Linked DNA regions of Homo sapiens: region 1 is linked to region 2. The links are chromatin contacts, found by Hi-C or POLR2A ChIA-PET in ENCODE. All regions are on one chromosome and are shown on one strand. The core of a region is the stretch at or near the end of the contact, and the rest is flanking DNA. Distances in the headings are between cores, read along the strand shown. Region 1 holds the start of MUC13 (mucin 13, cell surface associated). Region 2 overlaps ITGB5 (integrin subunit beta 5).

Region 1 (4,346 bases), core at 220-2,719, 99 kb after region 2:
ACTCATTGAACCTGAAGGAAATAAAAATATTTCACCCCCAAATATAGCTCCATGATATAATGAGTATTTTAAATTAAAAACTCTTAGAGGTCAACAAGCGCTGTAAGGACTGATCCACCAAAGAAGAACTATTGCTCCTGTTCCCCTCCCTGTTATGTCATTATCCACTACAGGAAAGAAGACCGAGAAGGAAACCACCCCTGAGCTGACCCTTCATCAAGATAAGGACTGTCTCCAAGGATCTTTAAATTCCAAGGAGAATTATCTACAAGTTCATTTTTGTTCCCAGATCCAATTATTCTCCCTAATAATCATTTATTGCCCCTCAACAGAATTCCTCTTCTCCCTTCTTCCATAACTTGTTTTACCAAGATCCAAGCCCCCTTTCTTTCTGTAACCTCAAGATGGTGTATAAGCTTCTATACCTCATCAGGAAGTTGGGTGTTCATGCTGAAGGTTCCTGGGTACACACATTAAATACAGTTGTATGCCTTTTTTCCTATTAGTCCATCTACTTCATGCCAGTGATTTTTCTGCAAAATTTTAGGAAGCCAATTGGCCTCCACAACCCTCACCTCTCAACATACTGCTGACCTCACCCACATGTGGCCCATAGAACCCTTCCTAACTCAGAACAGAGAGTACATGTCTGAAGTCTAATCAACGTGACAATTACTCCCTATGGTTTAGCATTCTCAAATTCAAGTACATTTGTGAAAGGAGGCTTTTTGCTGTGGTCAGCTCTCTGATTATCATGAGAGGGGATCCAGAACGCTATAGTAGAGAACTGGGTCCTTGCAACCTACTTAGTCCTTCTTATCTGGCCTCAGGAACTCTCAAAGAGAAACCTCTGGTTTGCTGAGCCCCCAGATCTCACTCCATAGACCACTTCTTCCCCCCACCCCTACAAGATGGAGTCTCGCTCTGTCACTCCGTGTCATCTCAGCTCACTGCAACCTCCACTTCCCGAGTTCAAGCGATTCTTTCTGCCTCAGCCTCCTGAGTAGCTGAGACTACAGGTGCCCACCGCCACACCTGGCTAATTTTTTTGTATTTTTAGTAGAGATGGAGTTTCACCATGTTGGCCAGGGTGGTTTCAAACTCCTGACCTCAAGTGATCCATCTGCCTCGGCCTCCCATATTGCTGAGATTACAGGCGTGAGCCACCGCGCCCAGCCCACAGACCACTTTTGCTATTGCTCTATCTTCCCCATCACAGGATAAAATGTCTGTGTCTTTGAGCTGAGCTGGAGAGGAAACTTCATTTATAAAATAGACCATGTGCTGGGCTGGGAGAATTGGTAGCTATAGGCCTGCTGATTCTACCTCAAAGACAACATACATGATTGGAAGAATTAAAATGTAAAAATATTCCTTACCTGTGTTTACAGAAAGGAGAGCAAGAAGAGTAAGATGAATGATGGCTTTCATTTTAGCTGTTCTTGCTTGGTAATCTGAGGAGGAAATGATTTCCCTTCCTGGCTACCTTTCGTTTTAACTGTCTTTCGGGTACAAAGTCCAGTCATTAATTGACGTCAAACCACAGAAAGGCAATTATAGCTAGCATTTGGCCAAATACCATAGATCTCTTCCGAGCTTTTGAGATAGAAGAGGTGGAGCTGGCCTTACGAATCATTTTTCTGACTCAAAGCCCAAAATAAGTCAGGACATTCCAAATATCCTTGTGAGGTTGGTGGCACATGAGTTTGGTTAATCTCTTGATATCTCAAATGTCTCCAAGCCGCCATCTTTTAGGAGGTCACCATTCCATTAAACATTCAATAACAAACTGTGCTCTACTCACCCACATATGAGTGCAGGAAACCACTTTCCTCCAGCTGTAGTTCTGAGAATCCCTGAAGAGGACTTACATGTTTCCCAAAATTATTAGTTGCTTAACTTTTGTCACTGTATGCTGGGGACTACCATTCCGGGCCTCTCTGATGGTCATGTCTAGCAACTTTGTAATCACATCTCCAAGCTTCTGTGACTCTACCTGGATACAGCCCCCAATAAAGTTCCCAAGCACAATGGACATCACATCATGGCATTTAACCTAACTTTACTGAAGTCTTGTGGGTGACTGGTGTGTTGGGGAGTTGGCAATAAAGTACAGAAAAGAGAAAACTTAGAACAGCTGATTTGATCTCTCTGCTCCTGGCCACTCATTGGGCAGGCCCCACTTCTCAGTTCCCTTTCTCACCCTCTCTCTAGTTCCTCAGCCCCTCACCTCTCACCATGTGTCAGGAACCAGCTTTACTGCTTGGATTTGGGTCTTCTTAATCTAATTTTCCCTCCTTAAAGTCCAGGGCCCCAACTCTACTGTGTCTAGCCCCAGCCAGAGGAATATAAACTAATGATACCTTGTGAGTTGTGGCTAGAGTTTTGAGTTTAAGTTTTTTTTTTTTTTTTTTTTTTTTTTTGAGACAGAGTCTCACTCTGTCGCCCAGGCTGAAGTGCAGTGGCACGATCTCAGCTCACTGCAACCTCTGCCTCCAGGGCTCAAGTGATCCTCCTGCCTCAGTCACCCAAGTAGCTGGGATTACAGGCATACACCACAATGCTTGGCTGATTTTTGTATTTTCAGAAGAGATGGGGTTTTGTCATGTTGTCCAGGCTGGTCTCAAACTCTTAGACTCAAGCAATCCCCAACCACAGCCTCCCAAAGTGCTGTGATTACAAGCGTGTGCCACCATACCTGGCCTTTGGGTTTAAATTTTAACCCTGACCTTGATGAAAACAAAACATTTTTGTATGATCGCCCAGCAGATAAGCTGCTTATTGTCCTAGAGTCTCCATTCAAGAATAAGACAGGGGTTTGTTCTTACATGGCTGAGAGGTCCATTTAAACACTTTTTCCAAAGCAAAGACACTTCTAAGGCCCATTATGTTATGCTATTATTCTCAGCTTGAATAACTCCTGGCATCAGGATTTAAACAAAGGCTTGTTTTTCTTTTCTTTTTAAACTAGCTTTATTGAGCTATAATTTATGTCAATAAACTGTATCTATTTACAGTGTACAGTTCAACGAATTTTGATTGATGTATATACATGTGTAGCTACCGTTGCAACCAAGATACCGAGCATTCCCAACACACCCTTTGGGACTTTCCTCTTGTCCCTTTTTAGTGCTACATCCCCTATACTCCACCCCAACCCCAGGTAACCATTGATCTGCTTTCTGTCTCTATAAATTAGTCTGCATTTTCTAGCATTTTATGTAAATGGAATCATACAGATGTAGTTTTTTGTTTTGTTTTGTTTTTTGAGCCAGTTTCTTTCACTTATAACCATTTTGAGACTCATCCTTGCTGTGTGAATTCATAGTTTGTTTCTTCTTATATCTGAACACTATTCCACTGTATCAATGTACCATGGCGTGTTTGGTAATTCATCTGTCGATGGACATTTGAGTTGTTTCTAGTTTTGACTATTACAAACAAAAAGATTATAAATAAGGCCAGGTGTGGTGGTTCATACCTGTAATCCCAGCACTTTGGGAAGCTGAGGCAGGTGGATCACCTGAGATCAGGAGCTGGAGATCAGCCTGGCCAATGTGGCGAAACCTCATCTGTACTAAAAATACAAAAATTAGCCAGGCATGGTGGCAGGCACCTGTAACCCCAGCTACTCAGGAGGTTGAGGCAGGAGAATCCCTTGAACCCCGGAAGTATTATTTGCAGTGAGCCAAGATCACGTCACTGCACTCCAGCCTGGGCAACAGAGCGGGACTTCATCTCGAGAAAAAAAAAAAAGTTATAAGTATTCATGTACAAGTTTTTGTATGAACATACACTTTCATTTCTTTAGGGTAAATATTTAGAATGGAATGGCTGCATCACATGGTAGCTATATAACTTTTTAATAAATGGTCAAATGGTTTTCCTAAGTTGTTATGCCATTTTACATCAGCAATATATGAGAATTCCAGTTGTTCCCTATCCTTGCCAACACTTGGTATTGTCCGTCTTTATATTAGCTACCCTAAAGGGTATGTAGTGGCATCTCACTTTTGTTTTAATTTGCATCTCCTGATGACAAATGATGTTGAACATCATTTTATGTGCATATTAGTCACTCGTGTCTCTTCTTTTGTAAAGTACCTGTTCAAATAATTTGCACATTGTATCGTTGAATTGGTTTTCTTCTTGGTTTTTAATGGTAAAAGTTCTTTACATATGTATTGCAAATCTTTTCTCCTTTTCTGTCATTTTTATATGGCATTTTAAACTTACTATATTCACTTTATAAAAGCCTAACCAGGAATCTAGAAAAATTGAAAAAGTGGCCTGGGGTCACATAAGTAGCTGCAGGATCTCAAATGCAGGGTCTCAAATCCTGTCTC
Region 2 (4,424 bases), core at 655-3,154:
TACTTCTGGTTCTGCTTTAATGAATTTGCATGAAGCACTGTAAATTCCATGGAGGCAGCCTGGTGGATGGGAGGGTGGAAGTCCCATCCAGGATGGGACAAGCTTGGGGCCAGAAGAACCTGGTATTCCTGAACTTCAGAAGCATAAAGGCACCTGTGAGAATGAAGCCTTTGTTCCCAGATGTTTAACAAGCATCTGTTATGTGCCCAGCAGTGTCTGGTGCTGGGAATATAGTCATAAGAAAAAAGACATAGTCCCTGCCTTCAGGGAGTTTACTATCTCAAAGGGAGGCAGGCATTCCAGGAATGCTTCAAATAAATAAAAATAAGATGATAACTAGGACAGAAGTGATTAAGGGCTTGCCTGGAGCCAGGGCATCCTGACCTACTCAGGGAAGTCCACCAGGGAGGGCTTCTCTGACAAACAGACAGTGAAGCTGAAATCTGAAACACAAACAGGCACAGGTTAGACATTAAAAGGAAAACAGATTCCGGGGGAGGAAGCAGGAATGGACAAGTGGAGCACAGGGACTTCCGGGGCAGGGAAGCTACTCTGTGTGATATTTAATGGTGGCTACCTGTTGTCGTACATTTGTTAAAACCCACAGAACTGTACAAACCAAGAGTGAACCCTAATGTGAACTATGGACTCTGGTTGATAATGATGTGTCAACACTGACTGGGTCACTGATTGTAACAAATATACCACACTGATGTGGAATGCTGATGGTGGGGGAGGTTGTGTGCGCAGTGGTCAGAGGGAAGTTGTGGGAATTCTTTATTTTCTATTCATTTTTGCTATGAACCTAAAACTGCTATAAAAAATAAAATCTACTGAAAGAAAGAAAGAAAGAAGGAAACAAAGAAAGAAAGAAGGAAGGAAGGAAGGAAAGAGAGAGAGAAAGAAGGGAAGGATGGGAAGGGAGGGAGGGAGAGGAGGGAAGGAAGGAGGGAGGCGAGGAAGGGGAGGGAGGGGAGGGAGCGGGGGGAGGGAGGGAGGAAGGAAGGAAGGAAAGAAGGAAGGAAAGAGAGAGAGAGAAGGGAAGGATGGGGAGGGAGGGAGGGAGGGAAGGACGGACAGGAGGAAGGGGAGGGAGGGGAGGGAGGAAAGAAGGAAGGAAGGAAGCAAGCAAGCAAACCAGGAATACAGGGAAGTAGTATCAAAGAAAACCAGGAATACAGGAATGGAGTATCCAAACAGAGGAAACAACACATGCAAAGGCCTTGCCTGAGTCAGAGTAACGCACTCCAGGTCACTGTGGCTGGAATGCAGAGGCCACAGGTAGAGGCCACAGGCAGAGAGCCTTGCAACAGGAGCCCAAGAGCAAATTCCTGTCTCCTTTCATCTTTGCTCAGTGGACATTCCAAGCAAGAAGGAGCCTCTGACTTAAAATAAAAAATTGACATTCTCACCTGGTATGAAAACAGAGCCCCAGCCATCAAAGGGGCCTCCTACCCTTTCCCCAGGATGATTATTCCCTGCCTTGGTCAGTGAAGGGAGCCACCAGCACGTGTAGACACCTCCTAAGCACAGGTGCAAGGCAGGCACGTGACTTGTTTACACTAGAGGGCAAAAAGAAACGCAAACTCTCCCACGTGCCCTGTTCACGATACTGAGTTATGACTCAGCCAGTTCCCACCGCTCAACCCAGAACAGCAGCTGTCGGTGGGGCTGCGGAGCCCACAACACAGCTCACAGCAGAAGGCAGAGCCAGGAAACCACGGAGTCCTGCACTTGGGATGTCGCCTCAGAGACCAAAACAGTAGAAGGATTCAGAAGTGCACATGAAACCACTGCCGTCTGCCACATAGAAAGCCAAGGGGAAGCTGCGCCACACCTGTCTGACAACAACCCTACAGGGCAGAGGGTCTGCACACCTGCATGCGCAATGCCCAGAGAAATCCAATACTTTAATGGTGCTTCCCCAAAGACACGGCAGCACAGGAAGAGCAGGCAGCCTGGCGCTGGATCAAGCCCCGGAAACCTGTGGTGCGATCTGCTAGCAGAAGCAGCTCACACATGCTGAGACAGACAACGCAGACAGCTGGGAAGCAGAACATGTGGCGGGTCCCTCTCTTCAGGTGGTGCAGAGGTTTGAGGAGTGGGGGGATGCCTTCCTTGAGGAAAGAAAGGCAATTTCCTGTATTTCTCAACTCATGCTTGGAAAAGTGACACAAGTCTGAGGTCTAAAAGAAATCAGGCAATAAGTCAAAAGAAAGCGAGTCAATTCTGCAGGAACTGGGAGCTGGGAGGGAGCAAGAGGAAACCCTGACAAAGTTGTGCCTGACTCTGGGACTGGGGAATTTTCCACATTTTACAGGTGTCTGCAGCAGCCTCTACTGGGTCTGAGGCTTAAGCCTGAGCCAGAAGAGACAAAAAAGCAAAATCAAAGGCCTTGAGCAAAGGAGACAGGGCTGTGACCAAGTCCTCTGCGAGAAGTGGCACTGGCTGGCACAGATGGAAGGCAACCTGGAGCACCTCCCTCCAGTCCCATGCCTCCCTGCATCTCCCAGATGTGCTCTCTGAGGCCTGGAGAAGTCAACTGGCTTCCATGGAGGCAGCCGATAACAGAAGAGGCAGAGCTTGAGTAAGGAAAACATGACTCTAAATTCAGTGCCTTCCTAGGTTTGGAATGTATTATTAAAAAAAAAAAAATTCAACAGGCTGTGTGCAGTGGCTCACACCTATAATCCCAGCATTTTGGGAGGCTGAGGTGGGCAGATCACTTGAGCCCAGAAGTTCAAGACCAGCCTGGCCAACATGGACAAACCATGTCTTTACTAAAAATACAAAAAAATTAGCTGGGCAAGGTTGCAGTGAGCCATGATAACACCACAGCACTCCAGCCTGGGCGATAGAATGAGATCTCCTTTCAAAAAAAAAAGAAAAAGAAAAAAAAATTGTTTTAAATAAATAAATGCAGTGCCCCTTACTCAATAGTGCATTATTGTTACTTCCCAGAGCACACAGTCACTGAGTAATAAAAAGGGCACAGAATTTCAAATCAACAGAACTGGTTCACATTCTGGTTCTACTCCTTACTAAATGCAATTAGTCCCTGTGATACTCAGTTTCCACCCCTGTAAAATGGGAACAACCCTTATCAGAGTCCTACCAATATACTGTAGGATTCTGGTAAGGATCCTCCAACAAGAATCACGGCTCCTCTGAGGCTGTGGTCTTCATTTTAGATAAGATATTCTGGCCAGGGAAGAATAAAGGTCTCAATTCCTGCCAAAAAAATTTTATTCAATACATAAATTTACCTTGTTTGCTTTAAGACTTACTCATCCAACTATTTTTGAGAGGAAATAAATGCTTTAAAAATTGAACACAGGCAAAATTAAAAGAATCAGGATTAAAACAGAAACTCTGTCTAAAGAATACAAAGGATAAGTGCCAGGGCTCTAGCAGTGGAGACAAACAGGGAAACGCATTGGGTTGCACTGATTTATTTTCTGGCTGACGAAAAAAAGCAGCACATAGAATACTGTGCAGCCAGCATGTACCCAGCCAAGCTCAAATGTACAAGTAACTTCTTTAACCTGAGAGCCATGAAGAAGAGCAAAGTGATAACTGACAACTTGGGACCCAGAGCTTCCAGGCAACTGCTCACCCTCTGTCCTCCCTAGGCCAAGGGCGTGCCCTGTTTTGAGAGAAGAGGAAAGCAGCCATATTTCCAGTCTGAACCACACATCACACTTCCGCCTGCACAATTTCAGAACAAACAACTTAGAGTCAACTTCTAGAAGGTCCTGGCAGAGAAACCATTATTCTGACCATAAAAAAGTATAAACAGGTTCAATCATAGGCTCTGGGTAAAGATAAGAAATTACAGGCAGTGGCATTCTCCAACTCCAACCCAGCCAGGAACAGTGCATTAGAAAAAATGCCCGCCTTGACGACAGAAGCATCCCTTAGCTGTGGATGCTGTTAGATGGCCTCTCACAGCAATGTGACCTGCAGGGGATAAATAAAGCAACTCAAAACCTCCATTCATAGAAACAGGGTCCTTATCATAAATGGAATGAATCCTAAATAGAAACAGGTAGTTTCCTTCTTTTTGCAAAGAACATCTTTCAAGAGCAGGCCACAGAGGTGGATTTAAAGTCAGACATGTGAATATTCCATACCCCTAAATCCCACAAGTTGATAACTAACAGTCCATTCAGGGAAACAAGAATGAGAATAAAACCAGAGTGAGAATAAAACCAGGACAAAGAGCTCCCTGTGGCGCTGGGAGATAGGCCTGTTATCAGCTCCATCTCCAGGGCACAGGGTCAGGGGAAGTAGAGCGTGCAGCGCTGCCGGGGAATTGCCTGGCCAACTCCAGCCCCTATGACGCACAGAGCCAACTGCACAAGATTCCAGGCCTTCTCCCTCTGTTCCACTGTTTGCAGGATTCAGTGGAAGGGCCTTTAATC

What was found. Hi-C counts contacts between places; a loop is a spot of excess contacts on that map. ChIA-PET counts read pairs that join two places held with the same protein, here RNA polymerase II (POLR2A). Pooled maps may share reads with other maps.
Region 1: a loop to region 2 is called in a pooled map, with 2.2 times the contacts of the local background. The contact joins the promoter of MUC13 here to the enhancer-like site in region 2. A Hi-C loop is called at or near these places in 4 of 37 single-sample maps with no recorded cell type and 3 of 50 pooled maps. POLR2A ChIA-PET finds 5 or more read pairs at or near these places in 2 of 52 experiments (Panc1 and activated naive CD4-positive, alpha-beta T cell).

What each region holds. Positions count from the first base shown.
Region 1 is chr3:124,933,282-124,937,627 of GRCh38, forward strand. It overlaps MUC13 (mucin 13, cell surface associated), which reads right to left and starts at 1,470. Exons shown (of 12, transcript NM_033049.4): 1 at 1,380-1,470. The coding sequence starts at 1,431.
Region 2 is chr3:124,833,572-124,837,995 of GRCh38, forward strand. The region is part of intron 5 of ITGB5 (integrin subunit beta 5); the gene reads right to left. Among named protein-coding and RNA genes, the nearest start is that of ITGB5, 52 kb to the right of the region's middle. RefSeq lists enhancers at 505-1,004, 1,369-1,458, 1,699-1,908 and a silencer at 1,871-2,165. Within about 2 kb of position 1,905, at least 29 of the 41 ENCODE cell types and tissues checked have a DNase peak (open chromatin) inside an H3K27ac peak, as active enhancers do; they include Panc1, where a contact is called at or near this core.